2 separate regions of the Mus musculus genome follow, and region 1 is linked to region 2. Evidence: chromatin loops called from intact Hi-C (ENCODE). Cell type or tissue: left cerebral cortex. All regions are shown on one strand. Each heading gives the region's core, and the rest is flanking DNA. Links, peaks and the distances in the headings are about the cores only.

The links. Hi-C counts contacts between places; a loop is a spot of excess contacts. Peaks named below come from ENCODE experiments on the same cell type or tissue, not always from the same donor. Only the 100,000 strongest peaks of a DNase experiment are listed, where the experiment ranks them.
Region 1: a loop joins it to region 2, with 5 times the contacts of the local background. A loop is called at or near these places in 2 of 42 quality-filtered maps.

The regions. Positions count from the first base shown.
Region 1 is chr12:24,567,890-24,578,291 of GRCm38, forward strand. Grhl1 (grainyhead like transcription factor 1) reads left to right here and starts at 4,398. Exons shown (of 16, transcript NM_001161406.1): 1 at 4,398-4,569; 2 at 8,025-8,211; 3 at 10,131-10,201. The coding sequence starts at 4,550. In left cerebral cortex, for the core only: a CTCF peak has its summit at 4,142; DNase peaks (open chromatin) are centred at 4,291, 5,016, 7,183 and 7,800; H3K4me3 peaks cover 2,687 bases; H3K27ac peaks cover 1,864 bases.
Region 2 is chr12:24,515,262-24,525,663 of GRCm38, forward strand. It overlaps Taf1b (TATA-box binding protein associated factor, RNA polymerase I, B), which reads left to right. Exons shown (of 15, transcript NM_020614.2): 7 at 1,598-1,748; 8 at 7,841-7,940. Among named protein-coding and RNA genes, the nearest start is that of Taf1b, 22 kb to the left of the region's middle. In left cerebral cortex, for the core only: no CTCF peak of the experiment used is centred there; a DNase peak (open chromatin) is centred at 5,961; H3K27ac peaks cover 603 bases.

The sequences.
Region 1 (10,402 bases), core at 1,031-9,030, 52 kb after region 2:
TACTCTGACACCCATGCTTAGGACACAATCTTCTTTTCAAAACAGTGCCATTGACTGGGTGTGCTGTGACATTTCCATAACCCCAGCTCCTGAGGAGCCTATGACAGGAGAAACATGAGTTTAAGGGGTATACAATGAGACCCTGCCTAAAAAAAAAAATCAAGCCACATTAGGGTAGTGGTGGCACACGCCTTTGATCTCAGCACTGGGGAGGCAGAGGCAGGCAGATCTCTGTGAGTTCGAGGTCAGCCTGATCTACAAAGTGAGTCCCAAAAAACAAAAACAAAAAGCCAAAAAGAGCAAAAAGCAACAAGCACATTCCCACAAAATAAATAACTAGAAGGAGGCAGCTGGGTGTACTGCTACATGCCTGGACTCAGCTACTCAGAAGCCTGAGGCGGGAAAGACTGAGACCAGTCAGGGCCATACAACCACCAGATTCTATCTCAGAAAAACAAAGCAGAAACCAACAGCGCTATCCCATTCTTAAGTTTAAGAAGGCCCTCCTAAAAGATAAGCTCTACTCGTAACTAAGAAACAGTAAAGTCTGTAAAGATCTAAAACAGTCCACCTGTGGGCTGCTGTCAGCTAGATCAATGGCGGGAGGAGCTTGCTGCACAGGCCTGCAAACCTGAGTTTCATCCCTGGAACCCAAATAAAGGCAGAAGGAGAGAACTAACTTCATAATGTCGGCTGATCGCCATGCATGTACCTTAGCATCTGTGCTCGTGTACACAAACACACACACACACACACACACACACACACACACGCAGACATAAAAGAGTAAGAACGTTAATTTTAAAATTGCAACTCCAATTCTAGGAATCCATCCTATGACCATACTTGGCCTAGCATACAAAAATGTGCTCGGGAGGATGTTTATTGTGAATGTTTGTGATTGTGAAAAGCTCAGAGAAAACTCACTACTCACCACTAGCCTCTGACACACACCAAATCAAAGAAATACAGATTTCACCACAACGACATGAAAATTGGAAACCGTAAGAAGTGATAAGTTGTCTTAGCAAAATGCTAAGACATATGCTTGCAATCACATAGAGAAATCTGGAACTATACACACAATAGTTACCATTCTCTCAGGACATTGGGGATGGTGGGTGAAACAGCCTGTTTGAACCCTAGCTCTTCTCTATTGCTTAAATGTCTTTCTTCCCTTCCTTACTTGTTTCTTTAGTTTATTTATCTTGAACTGTATGTATTACTTTCTATGATTAGAAATAATGTTAATGTATAAATAAGGGCCTTCAGGATGGCACAGTGGGTATGGGAGCTTGTCACCAAACCTGAGGACCTGAATTCGATCCCTGGAGCCCCTATGATGGGAGGAGAGAACTGACTCCCACGAGTTGTCCTTTCATCGACACACACATGCTGCAGTTCGTGCTCCCACATGAACCCCCAATACCTACGAGTAAATAATTTATAATAAAAATAAAGACATAATGCTAACAGCTCACAGATGTGGACTTGAATTTCAGAGTACATTAGAAATAAACAAAATAAAACTATCTTGAAGTTTACTTACAAGACCTATTTTTTTTCAGTGTTTGTTTTGTTACAGGGTTTCCTGTAGTCCAGGTTGGCCTGAGACTCTATCTAGATAAGAACAACTGCTTCCACCCCCCAAGTGCTGGAACTACATCTGTATACCACCATACCTAAGGCCTATATTTTAAATTACTATAGCTATGATCTAATACCAGTGGACCTTCCTGTTCTGTTTCTGATTTTATGGCTTAGCCTGTCTTCATTAGACCTGTATATTTGTCACCTACCATATGTCAGACACTTGCTCCTGGATGTCCTCAATACTAGAGGGTCATTTAACTTAGCCCTACAGATAGGCCAATGAGACAAATCCAGGGTCTTGGGGGCCTACAGAAAACTGTGCCATTTGATAACTGTCTCCAGGAAATTTTTCATATACACACCAGTGCTGGGGACCCAGCACTGACAAAACAATGCCTTCTCTGGGAAAGCTCACATAAGATCTCAGACATGGCAAACAGGGCATGGTAAACGTGCTGGAACTATGCTGTCAGCATTGTGGATGGCTCACTGGGCCAAGGCTCGGGAAGGCCAGATAGGGGTGTGGAAGTGCTCCCAAGTCTGTGGTGTCTGAGCAAAGTGGTGTCTGCCAACCTCCAGGATATCAGCTGACTTGGGAAGGGAAGGCTTTATTGGGGATGACATAGGATGGTGTTTTAGGAAGGGCCACCCTGGCAAGAGTATGGAGACATGTCTGTGTTGGTGTGCATTTGTGCTTATGTGTGTATGCATACATATATAATTTTCTTAAATTTGAAACTATCAAGTAAAGAAAGAACAGGCCCCAGGCCCCAGAGTTGCCCCAGGGCTGAGCACAGAGGCTGGAAACCGCTCTGAGCATCATGTCTGTGGTTACTGACTAGAGCGCTAGCACCTCAGAGAACTGAGAACACAGGGTTGGGAGGTGAGAGGCAGCTAGCACAGGACAAAGGCATGGTCAGCCCTTAGCAAGAACACACCTGTCTCCCTGGTCCATCATCTCTCAGTGGCCTCCCAGCTCACCTGACTGCCCTCTCTGCTCTCCTGGCTCTTCTCCCTCTGAGCCTTTGATGTTGGAGGCTCCAGGACCCAGGGGCTCCTCCCTGCCTTAGGGCTTCAGCCATTTCAAGGCTTTGAATTCTTCCCTCAGGATGATCTTGCCCAGAGGTCAATTTTTGGTCCAGATCTCCCACTGGAACTCCAGTCTAGTATCCATCTGCGTGACTCATGTACTCAGAAGGAAAATGAATTTTAAACTTAGCACATCCTAAACAGGACCCTTGCCCACTTATAAACTGCTATGTCTGCTGTCCCTCGCCATCTCAGAGGCAGCAGTCACTCTATCCAGCTGCTCAGCTGAAACCTCTGGTCGTTCTGAACAAGAATGACTTTGGTTGCTGTTGTCAAAGTTTCACTTTGGGCCTGGCCTGGAACTGGAGAGCCTCCTGCCTCAACTCCTGAGTCCTGGGATTGTCTGCACACCATCTGTCAGAGGTGCTCTCTAACCTGCCCTTTGGGTCTCAGAGAATCCTGTTCGTTTGAACACAGAGGCATCTAGAATTCAAACCCTTCTCAGTGTCCCATCACCCCGGGTCATGCTTCTGGCTACTATTTATCTTTTGCTTGTCTCTTTTGAAATTGCCTCCTGCTGATTCCCTACCATTCAGTGACCAGATTATTTGAAAACACGAGTGAAGTCTGTCTATGCCCTACCGCAAGTCCTTCAAAGCTTCCTCACTTAAGGCCTTACAGAAACCCGCGGGGCTCTACAGTTTGCACCAGTGCCCAGTTACTCTCTGGCCACACTGCTTTCCTAGCTCCTCAGTGGACACACTCGTGTCTCCTCTATCACGGTCTATAGCTGTGCCTTCACCCTTATGCCCACCCCCTCGCCATCTACATCTTTAAACCCAGAGAGCTCCACTCTACTTTCCCCATCCACCTGCAAAGAGTGCCATCTCTCTCCGCACACCAAAGGAGTCACCGTGACTCTCAAAGTAGGACGCTCTAGGAGGCAGGAAAATTTGCCTGCTCTGTCTCTGCCTTGTCCTCTCTGTCTAGGTCCCTGTCTCTACTGTTGTAGGCCTGAGGCTGAGGTTAAAGAAACCGACCCATAGGAAAATGGTTTAAAAAGGGGTTAGGATATGGGAGGAAAAAGTGGAAGCCAATCTGGAGCTGGCCAAACAGAAAGACCACACAGGTAGTAGGTAGGGGTTGAGGATGCTAAAGTCCAAATATAGCGCTGGGCAGATGAAGAGCCAAGCAAGTTCAGATGCCCTCAGGAGGCTGGTGGGGACCTCTGGGGCTTGGGAAGGTGTCTTAGAGTGATGCTTTTGACACTTGATAGGTGCCCAATAAACAGGGACCGCTGGCCGGGGAAACGTGGGTTATTAAGAGGCTGTGCAGATTGGCGACTGTCACATGGTGGGCACTGAGAGATGAACCAGAAGGAAACCTCCAAACCTGCACAGCTGCAAAGAAATTCCCTAGGTATTTCCCAGGCAGAGGCCTTGGGGCCGGAGAACTGACCGCGAGAGAGAACTGGAAGGTGAAACGCGCCCACGCGGGTGTGCGCCGAAGCCTCTCGGCGCCGGCGGCACTACCGGCCGGCGCCACCGGGGCCAGCCGCGCGCAAGCTCCCCAGCGCCGCTGAGCACCGCCGAGCACCGCGTGGCCCCCGCCCTCCGGTCCGCCCCCAGGCTCCTCCCCAGAGCTCCATCTCACCAATCAGGAGGAGCTCCCTCCTCCCAGTTCCAGAAGCTCCGCCTTGGGCCGGAGCTCCGCCAGCCAATGGGAGGCCGAGCCCAGCGCCCAGTGCGCGCAGCCCGCGCCGAGCCGGCTCAGAGCGAGAAAAGCGAACCCAACCCGTCGGGGCCGCCGCTCCGGACCCACCGCCTGCCGCCGCGCGCCGCCCGCCGCCGCCTCCTCCCCCCGGATCGGGTGTACTGTCCCAACCCGAAAGTCCAGTTCTGCGGCCCGGCAGCGGCGAGCGAGCGCGATGACACAGGAGTACGACAAGTGAGTGAGGCGCGGGCGCGAGTCCGGCCAGGGCCCGGGGGCCACCGCACCTGCCGCGGCGACGGCGCGGGTTCCGGGAGCTGGGAGGACAGGCTGGGTGGGGCGAGGCTAGGGGGTGGGGGGGGACACTCGGCCTGTCGTCTAAGGGCTCCCGGGCTCCCGGGCCCCGCGCTCATGGACCGGTGGGGACGGGTGGACCCTGGGCAGCCTCCTGTCACCTGCGGAGCTGCCGGAGCGAGAGATCTAGGGGAAGGTTGAAGTGTCCGCTGCCCGCGCGTTTTCTTCACTCCGGCTGCTGTGTGAGAAATCTGCTGTGGGTGTTCTTGGGCCCTTGCATCACCGATGGTAATTACAGAAGACTATTTTTGCCGTTTGGGAATATCAAGAGGAAGAAACTGCACGCAGGGTGATAAAGTTAGAGACCACTGTCGAATCGGGATTGCTTTTTAGAGTTTGGGACATAAGAAAGCAGCGAGAAATGTTCAGTGATGATGTAAGATGTGATCAGACGTTGGCAGGACTTGTGTGGGGGCAGTTCTCGATTTTACTCGCAACTTTTCTATAAATATGAAGATGTTCTGAAAGATCAAGTCTGTCTTATCTCGGCTCAGTAAATCTGGAGTGAAGAATTGGTTTCATAGTTAACTTGTTAAGGGTGGATTTTTCTCATGCTTGTTTTCTGATGAAGGTTAGCTGAGTGTGGAATCAGTAAGAGATTAATCTTGTCTTGTAGAAAATGAAGTTCAGGTAGTGCTCGGCTTTCCTTTTAGAATCCTGACCTATAACTCTTGAAGGTCTGAGGCTCATTTGAAAACACCCATGAACCTTCAGGGCCGGAGCAACAACTTGCTCTTCTTGAAGAAGTGGGCTGCAATTGTTCATGTGTTTATTTCTCTACTTACTGACTAGGCAAAAGTCCCAGTGCCAGCCTCTTGGCCTTAGGCATACTTTGGAAATATAAAATGCCTTCAGGGTAATTGCAGACATAAAGCCACTTGGAAAATATTTATTTTCTGATGCTTGTACCAATGTTGGATGGGATGGGAGAAGGGAAGCTTGAAAAACTAGCATTACGACTGTTGAGCGAGCCAACTGCTGTCAGAGTCTTCTGGAAGTGGCTATTAGACTATTAATAATAGCTCAGCAGTACACCAGAGACTCTCACCACGGAACCGGAACCGCCATCTCTATCGGCCTCAGGACCCAAAGGCTTGCTTGCGGGGAATGCTAGGTTGTGTATTGCTTTCTTCGGATAAAACTTGAGATTTATAAAGATAAGCCTTCTTGATTCTTTTTATGTTTCAAAATAATAAGCTGCTTCCAGATGTAAGCCCTCAGACTCGTCTTTTTTCCTCCCCTTTTCAAAGATGTCCTTTTTTTTCTTCTTCTAAACCTATATCTGTTTTTGAAGGATTTGGGTGACTGCCAAGCCCTAACCTTTGTTGATTACTTGAGAAGATAATCAGACTTTCTCCACTCACTTTTAGAAAAGGTAGGTCACCTCCAGGCCATTTACATATTTCATTCGTGTGTTGCAACGAGACCTGGGCCAGGACAGCCATAATTCAGATAAGTTCCAGACACCTCCGTTCTTGTTCCCTCACACACACAAAAGTACTGCCTCGTCTTGCTGAAGTCAATGTTCCGTTTTTTCTTTCTATTGACTTATTAAACAGTACCGGCTGGACAGTTGTTGAGACTGTTGACATTTCCAGGTTCTGGAATCAGTAGACTTTGCTTGGATTATTTAAATTAAACCTTCTGTAAAGCGCCACTAAATTCACCATTCGTTTTCTGGATTTTTCCCACAAACTGCGCTGTTAATGTGAAATGGTCCTTGCCTGGTGTGAAAAACTAATAAAGATTGTATTTATTTTGGGGGGAAGGGAGCACTGGAGATTAAGCCCAGGAAGCCCCCTCACCCAGAGCAGAGAAGTCACGTGCACAACACCTTAGCCAGGCCCTCTAATCCTAAAGCCTAGTAAAGGTTTTTTACATTTTATTTATTTTATTTTATGAGTTGGTGTTGGCACTCCCTTCACCCTCCCAACATATTCTCCCTCCCTCCCTCTCCCTCCCTCTCCCTCTCTCCCTCTCTCTCTCTCTCTCTCTCTCTCTCTCTCTCTCTCTCTCTCTCTCACACACACACACACACACACACACACACACACACACACACACACATCAGAGGACAACTTGTAGCAAGGCCTTTCTATCAACCATGTGGGTTTTAAAAATTTAACTCAGATACCTTTATCAGCTGAACTATCTTACCAGCCAATGAAGACTTTTAAGTGATTAATTTGCTCTCTCTGTGTGTGTGTGTGTGTGTCTTTAAGAATCAGAGAACAACTTGAAGGGATCTGTTCTCTTCTTCCACTATGTAGGTCCCAGGGATGGACCCTCAGGCCATCAGACTCATGAGCAAGTGCCTTTACCTCTGAGCCATCTTCCCTGGGCCCATGTAAAGATTTTAAAATCCTAACTGTCCACTGTTTTTCTTAAAGGCCGATTTTCATCCTGTGCCTTCGTCTGTTGTAGGCTGAGTGTTTATCTCTAAGATGAGCAGTTCACTCCCATGCCAGAAGATTAGGCGGCTTTACTGATTTATAGGCCCCGTTGGCTACATTCCAGTCTCCTTCTGCTGGTAACAGAAGTCTTCTAACTTTCTCATATACCCTGAAGGATTAAGTGAAATCTCCCTTTTGCTTTCCGTCCCTTCCTCCTGCCCCTGTTTCTCGGAAGGAGCTGTTTAAAGACATGGCCCTGGCTGGGGAAGGGGGAAGTCACATGTCGCAGCCTGCTTGAGTGTGATTAAACTGTATCCATGCCTCGCTGTATCCCGTATGTGCTGTTATAAATATGTAAATAGCCCCGTGTCTTCTTGGGACTAGTTTTGGATTTTGACAGGTAGTATTATCTCAGTGTTTCTGACGGGGGGGGGGGGGGGGGGGGGCTTCCTTCTGCCTTGCCTTCTGAGCCTGTCTTCATCTGACTTACTAAAGCTAAGGCTACTGATGTAGCTATCGTGACACAGGGTGATTTAAAATACGCCTTTAGAAAAAGTGTTTTGTAAACCAAATCTGAATTTTCTGAATGTTTTTGTATTTATTCCAAAATTATCTTTAAGAGGAGTGTGGACGCCATTTCACTAACTTTATTGCGTTTCCTTCAGACAGACCTTCAGAAGCTGTTGGTATTTAATTGACTCTGATACAGGAGATGGAGCCCAGTGCTTTGCTCATGCTAAGCAGTTGCTCTGGCACAGGGCCGTGTGTCCTATTTTAGAGGAATGTCAAAGAACTGTTTATTTAGCTTGGTTTTGGGTGTTGGTTTTTGTTGTTTTGGTTTTTTTTTTTTTTTTTTTTGGTTTTATGGGTTTTGTTTTTATACAGCTTCTAAGCTGTCTGGCTGTAGGAAGTATGGATTTAACTTTTTAATTTCTTCCTCTGAAGCAAAAGGCCCGTGCTGGTACTTCAGAATGAAGCCCTCTACCCACAGCGGCGCTCCTATACCAGTGAGGATGAAGCCTGGAAGTCGTTCCTGGAAAACCCTCTCACTGCGGCAACCAAAGCGATGATGAGCATCAACGGAGACGAAGACAGCGCGGCTGCGCTGGGCCTGCTCTATGACTACTACAAGGTAGGCTGCGGGCTCTTTACAGCTGCGAACGCCATGCTCAGACGCACCTGATTCAGCAGCCTATAAAACAGTCATTTGCTGGTGGAATGTCAGGATGCTTGCTTCTCTAGTGACTATAAATAGTTTAACGAGTCCCCCGGCTTTTGGTGGTTCAAAGCTGAGCATCTACGATCATAGAATCAAAGGGTGGTTTTTAAACAGCTGCTCTGGCCCTCGCTGAAGGAGACGCTGCTAATAAAAGGAGGTAGTAGCCTGTCTCCCCCAGTTTGAGTATTTTAACAGACTTGGTTTCGGGTGTCATGGGAAGGGTTGTTGCTGACTGACCTGTGCTCTCCCCTTCTGAGTGATCAGTGTGACCGCCTTTTCTGTAGCTGCTTTTACAAAGCCTTGGGAGCCGCTGGGGGAAACACACACTTTTGCAATTCTGGGACCTGGTTCTAAGATCAGAATACATTTTCTTTTTTCTAAAGATTTATTTTATTTATATGAGTACACTGTTGCTGTCTTCAGACACACACCTGAAGAGGGCATCAGATCCCGTTACAGATGGTTGTGAGTCACCATGTGGCTGCTGGGAATTGAACTCAGGACCTTTGGAAGAGCAGTCAGTGCTCTTAACCACTGAGCCATCTCTCCAGCCCGCAGAATACATTTTCTTGCCTGTTGCTAGACAGCTGAATTAGCCTTCACTCTCAAGTGCACCATGTGTGGGTTTTTTATACCGTTCTGCCTGATGGTTCTTAATGGAATTCTAGTAATTCAGTTGCCACTCACTGGTGACCTGTATCATACTGGGCATAGGATGTAAGGCCAGCCTGTGTGTCACTTTTGACTCTCAAGCCCAGCGGCTCGGATGCATTCAGTTAGGGTTTCAGCCACAGACCAGTGCTGGGGTGTGGCCTGCGTTCACCTTCTCTTTGGCGTTGTCCAGCAGCAGACGCCCAGGGATGGCCATTTGAACTGGTTGGTCCTAGGCATCAGTTGTTATTACTTGATAACTAGCAGTGCTTTAAACAGATTGCTAGTCAATCCAAGAGTACTTGGTGTTATCTTTTTTAACAAAGGTCTATGTAATTTTAGTTATGTGTATGCATATGAGGATGTATAGGCACGTTTCTGTACATGAGTACAGAAACTGGAAGAAGTTGGATTCCCTGGAGCTAGAGTTGTGAGCTGCCTACTGTGAGTGTCAGGTCCCAAACTCCTGTGCAAGGGCATTGTGCACTCTTAACCAATGAGCCATCTTTATTTTGTTGTTAATGGTGAAATATGAAAGAATTCTTGCATGGCAAAACACTGTACACATCTCAGCAATACGTGTGTGCCTGTTTGGACCATGTCTCAGCTGGGTTAATGTCACGGTGTACCAGTGTCATTTTTCCAGCTTTTCAGCTCTGGGGCAAAGAAAAGGGGAGTCAGACAAGGAGTGGAATGGAGCCAGAGAGATGGCCCAGCATTTAGGAGCATTGGCTGCTCTTTCAGAGGACCCTGGTTCAGTTCCCAGCACCCACATGGTGACTCAAAGCCATCTCTAACTGCAGTTCCAGGGTATCCGATGCATTCTTCTGACCCTGGGCACCATTCACACATGTGGTATACAGACATAGGTACAGGCCAAACATTCATACATGAAAAAACCAAAATACATACCTTAAATTTTAAAGAAGAAAGAAATCTTTACTCCCACTATAAAGTAAGTTTGTGATCCCACAAGTCTATTTGGCAGTTGCTCTTTACCGGTTGCTGTGGTGATCAGACTGTTGGCTCCTTGAGGGCAGATGTTGCCCAGGGCTCAGCAGGTAGTCAGGAGATGAGTGAACCAAAGAGCATCCTGAGAAATGAAAGGTTTCTTCTTCAGGTGAAGAAGGCTTCTCCCCTGAATAAGGACTGAGTCCCTCTCATTGATGTTGACACTTTAGGTCCCCAGAGAGCGCCGGTCATCAGCCGTAAAGCCCGAGGGAGAGCACCCAGAGCCAGAGCACAGCAAAAGGTGAGTGCTCCCTACAGCAGCACAGCAGCAGACAGGTGATGACAAGTGAAGAGGCAGGGCTTTGCCAAGCAGACCCGGGAAGCTCCTGGTGGGTGAGACCGTAGAGGGACCTCTGTCACCTCAGGGTCAGATTCTGTTGCTGATTTGCCTCTGAGAAGTTATGTTTATTTAGTCTGTGTTCCCCTTCCCAGAAAACATGAG
Region 2 (10,402 bases), core at 1,673-9,672:
CTCTAAAACTATAAAGTGCTGCCGGGTGTGGTGGCACACACCTTTACTCCCAGCACTTGGGAGGCAGAGGCAGGCTGATTTCTGAGTTCCAGGCCAGCCTGGTCTACAGAGTGAGTTCCAGGACAGCCAAGGCTATACAGAGAAACCCTGTCTTGAAAACAAAACAAAAAAAAAAAAAACAAAACAAAACCTATAAAGTGCTGTTACAAGGAAGATAAACCAGATACCATCCCACTCAGAAATAATTATTACTGCCATAGGCGGCATTCAGAAAGCTGTTTATTTGCATATGTAGAGAGAAAGGCAAGGGGTTTGTTTTGTTTTGTTGTCTAAGACAAGGTTTCTCTTTGTAACAGCCCTGAGTGTCCTGGAACTCATTCTGTAGACCAGGCTGGACTTGAACTCACAGAGGTCTGCCTAGCTCTGGTTCTCAGGTGCTGGTATTAAAGGCAAGGGCCACCACTGTGTGCCACAATGCCTAGCTGAAAGGCAAGATTTTAAGTACATATAATTCAAATAGTTCTCCATGTTATAAAATATTGCAAAGGGAGGGAGGGAGGGAGGGAGGGAGGGAGGGGGAGAGAGAGAGAGAGAGAGAGAGAGAGAGAGAGAGAGAGAGAGAGAGAGTTAAGTCGTCTACCATTCTCACAAATGTTTTCAGCCTTCATTTAGTATTATATCTTGATTTCTGATTTGGGACAGTAGTTCTAAAGTTGCCACCATGGGGCTGGCAGGATGGCTTAGCAGACTAAGGCACTTGCCACAAACTCTGATTCAAGTTCAATCCCTAGGACCCACATGGTGGAGAGAGAGAATCTGCCTCCTGAAAGTTGTCCTTTGAGCTCTATGTATGTGTGTGTCACACACACCCCCCCCCATACACACACAGATATATACACAGAGACACATACACACACACATAGACACAGATAAACACACACATATACACGTACAGACACACATACAAACACAGACACACACTCACACTCACACACACTCACATGTGCTCATCCTCACTCCTGTTGGCATGCTGGGATTTCCCCTCAAGGTAGAATTTGTCAGCTTTCTGCTCAGATAACACCTTCTTAAAGAGGTCTTTCTGATCACCTGCTCAAAAGAGCCATCTTGCCCCCTTTCTAGAAACCTTTGGATGCCCCTTGCATTGCTGTTTTTCTGGATAACACTTTTCTCTGTCTACCATGATGGTTGTTTATGGCTTAGTAGAGTGTAAATTACAGGAGAGGTGAAACACAGGTCATTGTTATTTCCCCAGGCCTAGGGGAGTGGCACAGAAAGTGAGGTAGGTCTCTGTAGAGTCTGTAAGCTTGGCTATAGCGTCTGCTAGAGGACACCTGGAGGCTGGGTGGGGGATGGAGTGCTACCTCATCCAAGCCCTTTGGAATTTTCCCTCTGATTGTTTGACCTTTTATTTTTAAAAGTAGCTTGTGTTCACTATGTAAAAATTTACATCTCTTTTAAAAATCTCATTCCACCCTACTCCCACAGATAACCCTAACTAGAGTGTAGACACAATGTGAATCTGGCCGTTGTTTTGTTCCTCATTTTAAAACCTTTCACTGCGTTTCTGAATACGCAGCGTCTGTCTGCTCTGGCTCTGTTGATGGAGTGGAGTACTCCGAGCGGAAGGAGAAGGGGCTTGTGAAGATGACGGTGCCCAGGACACTTGCTCTCTGCTCTCTCTCCTTGCTCTGGCAGAGGGAAACAATTACAGTTTCAGACCTTTTGAGGTAAGCTGAACTTACTTCCTGATTGTTTTTTCCTGATTATCTGTGTGAATTTAGGAACATCCTTTGGATATTTTTAATTTTATAAGAAAGCCTAAAATGAGGAAAGGCCTGGAAAACTTAGGTAGTACATGGGCTGCTTTCTCATTATTCTGACTACGAACCTGACAAACCAACTAACTTAAAAGAAGAAAGATTTGCGTTGGGTTGTGGTTTAAGGGGATTCAGACCACCATGTCGGTGGTGGTGGTCGTCGTGGTCGTCGTGGTCGTCTTGCTCACATCAGACCAGGAAGGAGAGGAAAGGGCTGCTGCTGCTTTATATTAGTTCCTCTTTTATATTCAGTCTAGGACTCAGCCTATAGGTTAGAGTCATCTGTATTCAGGGTGGATCTTACCATAGTTAAACCTCTCTGGAAACATTTCTCTAGACATGCCTGAGGTGTATGTCTCTTAGGTGATAACAAATCCAGTCAAACTGACAATGATGAGAAATTGTTGCATGTAGCTTGGGTTCTAATTCTTAAAGTTAGTTCTCCTTAAGTCTAATAATTTGAGTTTTTACTAATAGAGTGGAAATTATACTGTTTATCTCACATGAAATATTAGAAAGTTAATTATCTAACATGAATAAAATACTTTAAAGAGAAAAATGACATTAATATTCCTGTGTCGACATCTTAAATATATATCTAAGAAAAGTTGAACAGGGAATCTTTTTACTAACAAAATGGCCATTAGTGGTTATATAAAACCATTCATTGCTGCTGTAAAGACTAAATTATAGGCAGCCTGTGTTTGTTAGGACAAGTTGATATCAAAACTATAGAAAGGCCCTGTTACACAGTAGTAGGTATTTACATATTTCAAAGTAGTCTACAGAATTTTAGACAAAAAGACTGGCCTAAGGAAGTAGACACTTGAGCTAAAGCCAGCTCCAATGGACAGGGTTTTATAACTAATGAGTTGAATGTGTAAGAATCAGTCAGTTACTAGGCAGACCAAAAAATGTTATTTTCCCTCTTCCTTTATGTGTGTTCTAAATAATAAATTGAATTTAATCAGTATATGGAGTACTTACAAGGACTCACGTTTGAAGCTAGACTTCTTTCTGGTTCTGCCAATTCATTTGCACAGCACATGACATTAAAGAAACCTGTAACTGTTTCGCTGTTTCTGCTTCCTTCCAGGTAAAATGGGTTTATAATAGTAATGGCCCCTTAGGGTTGTAACTGCTTGGGCCACCGGCACTGTGTGAGCACTTAGAGCAGTGAATGCAGCATCATTAGTGCTCTGGCGAGTCAGGATGTCGTCTCCATCCTCACCGCCACTGTTGTAGTCATTGGCACTTGTCCTTCTGTTAAATAGGCTGCCCCTAGTAAATGATGGTAGTGCCTTTGATTTTGCCGTATTAACCAAATAAGAAAGCTGTTCTCAGGTGTGAGCAGCTGCACATAGACCACTCGTGAATCAGCAAACTTTACTCAGTTGAACCTTGCCTTGCTTTGTGCCCTCACTAGATGACATCATCTTCTCCCAAGACTAATTATTATCTCTGTGCTGATGACTCCCCGCTCTATATCACCAGCCTAGGCTTGTCTGCTAAGGGCCAGACCCATATATTCATCTGTAGAGCTGCCCATGGTCATGACTACTTGATGCCTTTTATAGTCAAATTCATATGACTAAAAAGTGCCTCACCATCTGTCTCCTTGATCCTGCTCTCCTTCAGGGTCCTTAGCACATGCTATGGACCCTAGTGGTGTCAGAAAACCTAGAGCATCTTCTGGACTCTCCTCACTCTATATATACAGCCAGTCATTGCGTCCTAGCCCTTAACATTTCTAACACAACTCTGTAACCTGTTCTTCCCTCTGTGCCTCACCTCACCTCACCTCACCTCACCTCACCTCACCTCACCTCACCTGGATTGATTGATTGCTCACTGATCTCTCACTGTCTGCAGACTTGTCATTCCTTTCCATCTTCCTGCTGATAACCAGAGGGTCTTTCAAAAAGATCCCTAATCATGAGAACCTGATTGTGTCTTCAGAGCTGGGTCAAGGAGCCAGTCGTCCCAGGGCAGTCTGAGTGGGCAACAGAACTGTCCTAGAAATTTAACAAATGAGAGAAGTTCTTCTCAGGGAAAACACTGTGTGGGTGGAATAGACAGTCCCAGTCTTCAACCTCCCTTGCTCACCCTGCTCTTCCTCTGGCCCTCCTCTCCCACACAGGGAATTGTAAAATGCCTTCAAGGAGATTAGATCTAGCTAGCTGGAGGACTGTAACCCATCATGCTCCTTGGGTGTACAAACTGGGGACAGAGCTCAGTCACTTGGGTCAGGTAGTAGGAGAAGGGGCTGCTCTGTTTTTCCCCCAGAACGAGCTCCAAGTCAGATCCTCAACTAGTCTCCTCTTGACTAGCAGCCCCAGCATTGTCTGGGGACTGCAGAAATCAGACCTGGGCTAGGGCCTGTTGATCTCTGCTAAATTGCCCTCTGGGAGGCTCTCCATTGCAGTCTGAGCTGCTGCTAGAAGCTAAGGAACTTTGGTCTGCAGGGAGACATGGCTAGCTTGGCTGGAATATATGTCCGTCCATCCATTCATCCTTTCCTTTCTTTTCTATTCTTTTTTTTCTCTCTCTCTAAGATAGTGTTACTCTCCTCACTCTGGCTTCTTCTCAGAGATCTCCCTGACTCTGCCTCCAGCGCTGGGATTAAAGGTGTGTGATGCCTCACCTAGCCCTACGTATGTTATAGTTGATGGTAAATTGCTGTTTCCTCATTTATCTTCAGAGCAGCATCCATAGACTTTAGGATTAATTCTTCTTATCCTTTCACATTTACTTTAATGGACCCTCCCCTGCTAGCAGTAACAGCAGAAAGTAACAACAGCCAACATTTCTTGGACAAATATTTGTTGAGTAGCTGCTGTACTTGCATAATGTTCTAGAGTTTAGAGGCTTGAGATAACTTGGGAAGCATGCAAGTCAAGTGTCCACTTTCCTGAGGGGGGACAGGTGACTGTGAGTAAAGGAGAGAGTGATGAGCCACGCAAGTGCAGAGCAGAAGGCTGAATTAGGCTACTGGGGTGGAGCCTGACTGCACAGAAAGGGATCTGAGCTGCACTTGGAATGACAGAGCGGCCAACCCAACCTGTGAGTATCCCAGCATTCCAGGGAGAGTGGGGCATCGAAGCAGAAGTGGGCTCTGTGATCAAGGCACAGAAAACAAATAGTGGTCCTGGAGGAAGAGGCTGATGGGAGGGGAGGACTGAGAAGTGAGCAGGTTAGAGGTGAGTTTGTAAGCCATGCAAGGGGCAGGGCTTTTTCCCTTCAAAACTTCTTTAACACTTTGATATGTGTGCATAATAAACTTTAGTTGTTTTCACCTCCAGTCCTCTCATTCCCTTAACTTAGAAATACTGAGGTATAATTTACATATGATAGAAGTCTCAATCAGTAATATTATGAAGTTCCTTAGGGCTGAGATATGGCTCAGTAATTAGGGGCACTTCCTGCTCTTTAAGAGACTCTGAATTCAGTTCCCAGCAAGTCCATGGTATCTCAGAACTGCCTGTAAGTCCTGTTCCAAGGGATCAGCACTCTCTTCTAGACTCCATGAGCACTAGGCGCAGATGGATTATATATACAGATGTGCAGGCAAACGTATAAAATAAATCCTTAGAAAGATATATATAATTTGCACCAGGGGTGGTGGTGCAGACCTTTAATCCTCTGCACTTAGGAGACAGAGGCAGGCAGAAGTGCAAAATGTGTTCCAGGCCTGCCAGGGCAACACAGTGAGACTATCTCACATAACAAAACAAAACAAAACAGAAAGTAAAATGTGATTCAGTGGTTTTTCAGAATATCCACAAAAATATGCAACTGTCACTTTGATATTTTATCCCTCAAAAATGCTGTGAGCCCATTAGGACTTTGAGTTTTAAGTGCTATTGTAAGTGTCAGGGAGACTATAGCAGGAGCGACCATCTGACCCTAAAGGGTCACCCAGGCAGCTCTGTGGAGATGGTGTTTTGTGGAGGGAAGGGAGACAGGCAAGAGGCTTGGATGAAGCTGTGCTGAAATGGAAAGGATAAATGGGACAAGAAGGATCCACAGAGCACACAGCTCTAACATGTGGTGTTGCTTTAATGGTCTACAACCAAGAGCCAGCTTGTTAAATTCTAATTGTCTCAAATCAAAGCTTCCAAAAACTGCAGTAACATTGTGAGCATAGAGTGTTTCCAGGAGACGCTGCTGAAGTCTTTGTTGGGCAGGCGAGGGATGCTTTTTTCTTGTGCCAGTTCCTTTTCAGCAACTTCCTGGATTGATCCAGACAGGCTGCTGATAATGCCCACTAAAGGCAGTAGTGTGTTAGAATTTTGAATGAGCTGCCATCCATTGTTGAGGCGAAAGGTTTTCTAAAAGAAATTTCAAATTTGAAAGTAAGCAGACTTTGAGAAATGGTTGGCACAGTGCTGTAAACTATGGCATGGTTAAAGCTCTACATACCTCAAGACCTGCTCTGGGTGCATCTCTGTGTCCCCAGACTCAGGTCTCTTTCTTACGTCTGCTTCAGCAGCACTGAATGAGCCTCTCAGGCAGCCCATGTGGGCATGATCCTAATGTCCTGTCTGCCTGAATTGATAGGGTGCGGGTGGGCCAACTCTCCCTCTCTTGCTAATTTCTCACTTCAAGCACTAGGCCTGCTTCGAGCATGTATTCTCACATTTATTTTAAATACATATAATATGTGTGTGTATATATCAAGGAATAAATAAATGATGCACATGTTAGCATTTGGAAGTCTAGATGTTTTGAATGATAGGTATATATGATATCATGTATATAATAATATTAAATCAATATATAGTTTACTATGCATAGATACTTTATGCAACCTAAAGCAATCAATGAAAACCCAGCTGGGAGAGGTTTTCATCTATTTTTACTTTGAATATTTAATTCTCAAGTTTCAATAGACTAAAAGTTAGAAGAATCACATTTTAATTTTGAAATTAAATTTAGGTCAGTGCTTCCTTTTCTAGGAAGCTGGTGACAGTGGAGGTCCAGGCGGTGCATTCTGGGTACTTACTCCCAACTGGCTTTTTCTTTCTTTTTCTTTTTCTTTTTCTTTTTCCTTTTCTTTTTCTTTTTCTTTTTCTTTTTCTTTTTCTTTTTCTCTTTCTTTTTTGTTTTGTTGTTGTTGTTTTGTTTTGTTTTTTCAAGACAGGGTTTCTCTTTGTAGCCCTGGCTGTCCTGGAACTCACTCTGTAGACCAGGCTGGCCTCAAACTCAGAAATCCGCCTGCCTCTGCCTCCCGAGTGCTGGGATTAAAGATGTGCTTATTTCTCTTGATACTTTGTTTAGGAATTTATGCAGGAGACCCTGTCCTACATTGTCTCTTTTATTTCTTTCTCTGCTTTGTTTTCTTAGCATACTGTAGTATATTGACTGGCTGCCCTCACCTTCTTCTAGCTAAAACACAAGATCTGTGGGAACAGGAATTTGACCTGTTTGCTTCACTGCGGCTTCCCCACTAGTGCTGATGGTGCCGTACCCTAACCTTTATTTAATTGTGAATGAGGTATAAATACATGTTTTAGTTCATTTTTAACATTTGGAGTTTTCTTCAGATTTAACATTTGACTCCAAATGTTTGACCTCTTATTGTGTAAAAAGCATTGGGATGAAAACCTTAATAGTTTGTTCATCAGCCAGCATGCACTGGGCTGGTCCTGAAGACAGAAGGGAGACGAGGAAACAGGGCCCAAAGAAGAGCTCCCTGAAGAAGGGATTCACCGGGTGAGCAGGAGCTAGGCATACATGGAAGGAAGGCTGTGGGGCCTGCTGGTGAGCTGGCAGATCTACACTCCTCAGACACAGTGCATTGATTAGAGTTAAGGTATCTGTAGACAGTCAGCTGTCTGGTCTTCTTCATGGGTGCTGGGGACAGTAGCCTTTAAAATATAGGGAGTAGAATTTACTGAGCTTATTCTTCCTTCCCTTGTGAAGGGGGTAGATTTTCAGAAAGAGTTTACTCAGAACAAGTGTACAGCTTTCATTGAGATGTTTTTTCTGAAAAAATGCAGGTTTGTTGAAGAGGATCATATTCCGTACATAAATGCTTTTAAGCTTTTTCCAGAAGAGATGAAAGTGTATGGTCGTGACAAAGGCATCTTTGCTATAGAGGTAGGTTATATTCTTTTGTGCATTGCAGTGACTAACATGTCAGCATTACAGTTGTTTCTATGTTCTCTGGTGCAGTATTTGATTCTGCAGTTTTCAAACATGTCTAAAATCTAGTTTCCCCTAGTTGTAATTTAATGATGGGTAGATGTATTCTTTTTTTTTAATTTGCTCATATGATGGTTCTGAAAGTTGTGGTTCTGTCCCTGCTTGCACACAGGATGGCCTTGTAGGAGAGAAGAAACTCATCACCTTGTGTCAGGAGGTGCTAGCTTAAGTTTTGTACTTACGTTAATTTCTCTCCTTTCTGAAACAGGGTCTCATTGTGTCACCCAAGCTGGCCTTGAACTCACCATCCCTCTGCCCCAGCATGCTAAGTGCTGAGATTACAGTCATGTACCATATGCCTGACTCCTTTCTCTTTCTCTAGATCTGTTCCTAGTGGAAATGCTTCTGTCCTTCAACTGTGTATCTGTATTAGAGTACTCAAAGGCTTCTCCTTGGTCTTCACTAGATGGTTGTAGATATACTAAATATTAATATTAAATATTTTCTTCCATTTCCCACTTAAGGAATTATTGTTCTAAGCTTTTGTGGCTTCTGTGGCAATGGCACTGTATCTACTTTAGAGATATCTGTGGAATACATGCCAGTGGTTTCTAGTAGTACTTGTGGCAACTTAATAAAGACAGTACTCTTTATACGATGTGAAATTAAGGCTAAATCATTGTAAGTTTTCTACAGCCTTATATAATGAGCAAATCACTAGACCTTGGCCTGGACTACATCTCCCACATCAGAAGTCTTCTGTGCCACGACAGCTTCTCAGTCGTCGTAGAAAAAGACAGCTAAAGAGGTTCCAGATCTTTCCTTTCAAAACCCACTATTGGACAGCAGAGTACAAAACTTCCAAGAACATGGGTCTTGAGTAAAATTGACCAAAGTGAGCAGTGCATTGAGAAATATTACTTATAAAAAACAAAAACATACAACAGTAACAGAAAACTCTGCAGAACTTTGGGTGCAAACAATGAGTGTGGAGCACTTTTACTTGAGGTTTCTCCTACCTGTCACCTGACCTTGATCCAGCTGGTAGGACGGTGCTACCAGAATGTGGCTGTGCCTATTAACTTCATTGCTGGAGAGAAGCAGGGGGCAAGTGAAATAGAAAATTCCATAGGGGATGTTCAGAGAAAGTCCACATCCTACTTACCTGAGACTGACTGCTGATGAATCAAGCAGATGAACCGTAGTTACTAAGCGGACAGCCCAGAATCTGAGCAAATGTCCTAATGATGTCACTGTGGGTAAGAGACATTGACATCAGTTAGAAAGTTGGATGTCTTATACCAAAAGTTAAATGCTATCACATCTACTTGTCTGTCTGTCGGTCAGTCAGTCATCCATCTATCTTTGTTGTTTTTCTTTTATTGTTCAATCTTTCAAAGGTAGGTGGATTCCCTTCTTTGGAAATAGAATTTAAGGCAAAAGAAATAAAAAAGATTAGGACCAAATAATTGTAAGAATTTTTTTCCCCTCAGTTAATCCTCTTAGAAAACACTTGCTTTGTTCTGCGGTAGGTAAGAGGCTGCCTGTGTAATCGTTGTTTGGTAGTACATAATGGGGAGGATCTTCCCCCGCTTTGGTCTCACATTTTAAAAATCATTTCCATTCAGATGCCCTGTGATGTAAAAGTTTGCTGGCCTGTCAGTGTGTTGACAACATACAGACAACATTTTGAAAAAGTCCCAGTATTTCACCTTTCTCTGAAATTAATCAGGGGAACTGATTGCAGTTCATTGCCAAATCAGGGTGTAGCAGGACTGTAGTGTTCCAACCCCTCTAACCCAGGGTTTTAGTTACCTGCAGTCAGCCACAGCACAAAAATATTAGATGAAAAATTCAAAAGTTAACTCAAAAAATTTGAGAAATGGAATGAAGCATCGTGTGTTTTGAGTTTTGAGTGATAGGATGGTCGTCCTGTGTACTGCTGCCAGGGCGTGAGTCATCCTGTGCGGCCTGAGCGCCTAGCATATGACCTGCCCACTCATCACTTGGCAGCCGTTTGTTATCAGACTGACTATCCAGGATCAGTCACAGTGCCTAGATTCTGTAAGCACTAATGGACTTAATAATGGCCATAAGATACAGGCAGACTGACTATCCAGGATCAGTCACAGTGCCTAGATTCTGTAAGCACTAATGGACTTAATAATGGCCATAAGATACAGGCATGGTGACGTCAGCAATTCAGATGTGTCTAGGAGCAGCTATGAAGTGCTACCTTTAAATGGAAAGGCTGACCCATTTATATCACTAAAAAGGATTTATTATTTGAATTACATATGAGGGATAGGGTATTTGCATATGAGTGGTTCTCTCTGAGGAGTCCAGAAGCATTGAATCCCCTGGAACTGCACTTACAGGTGATTGTGAACTACCCTATGTGGGTTCTGGGAATCCAA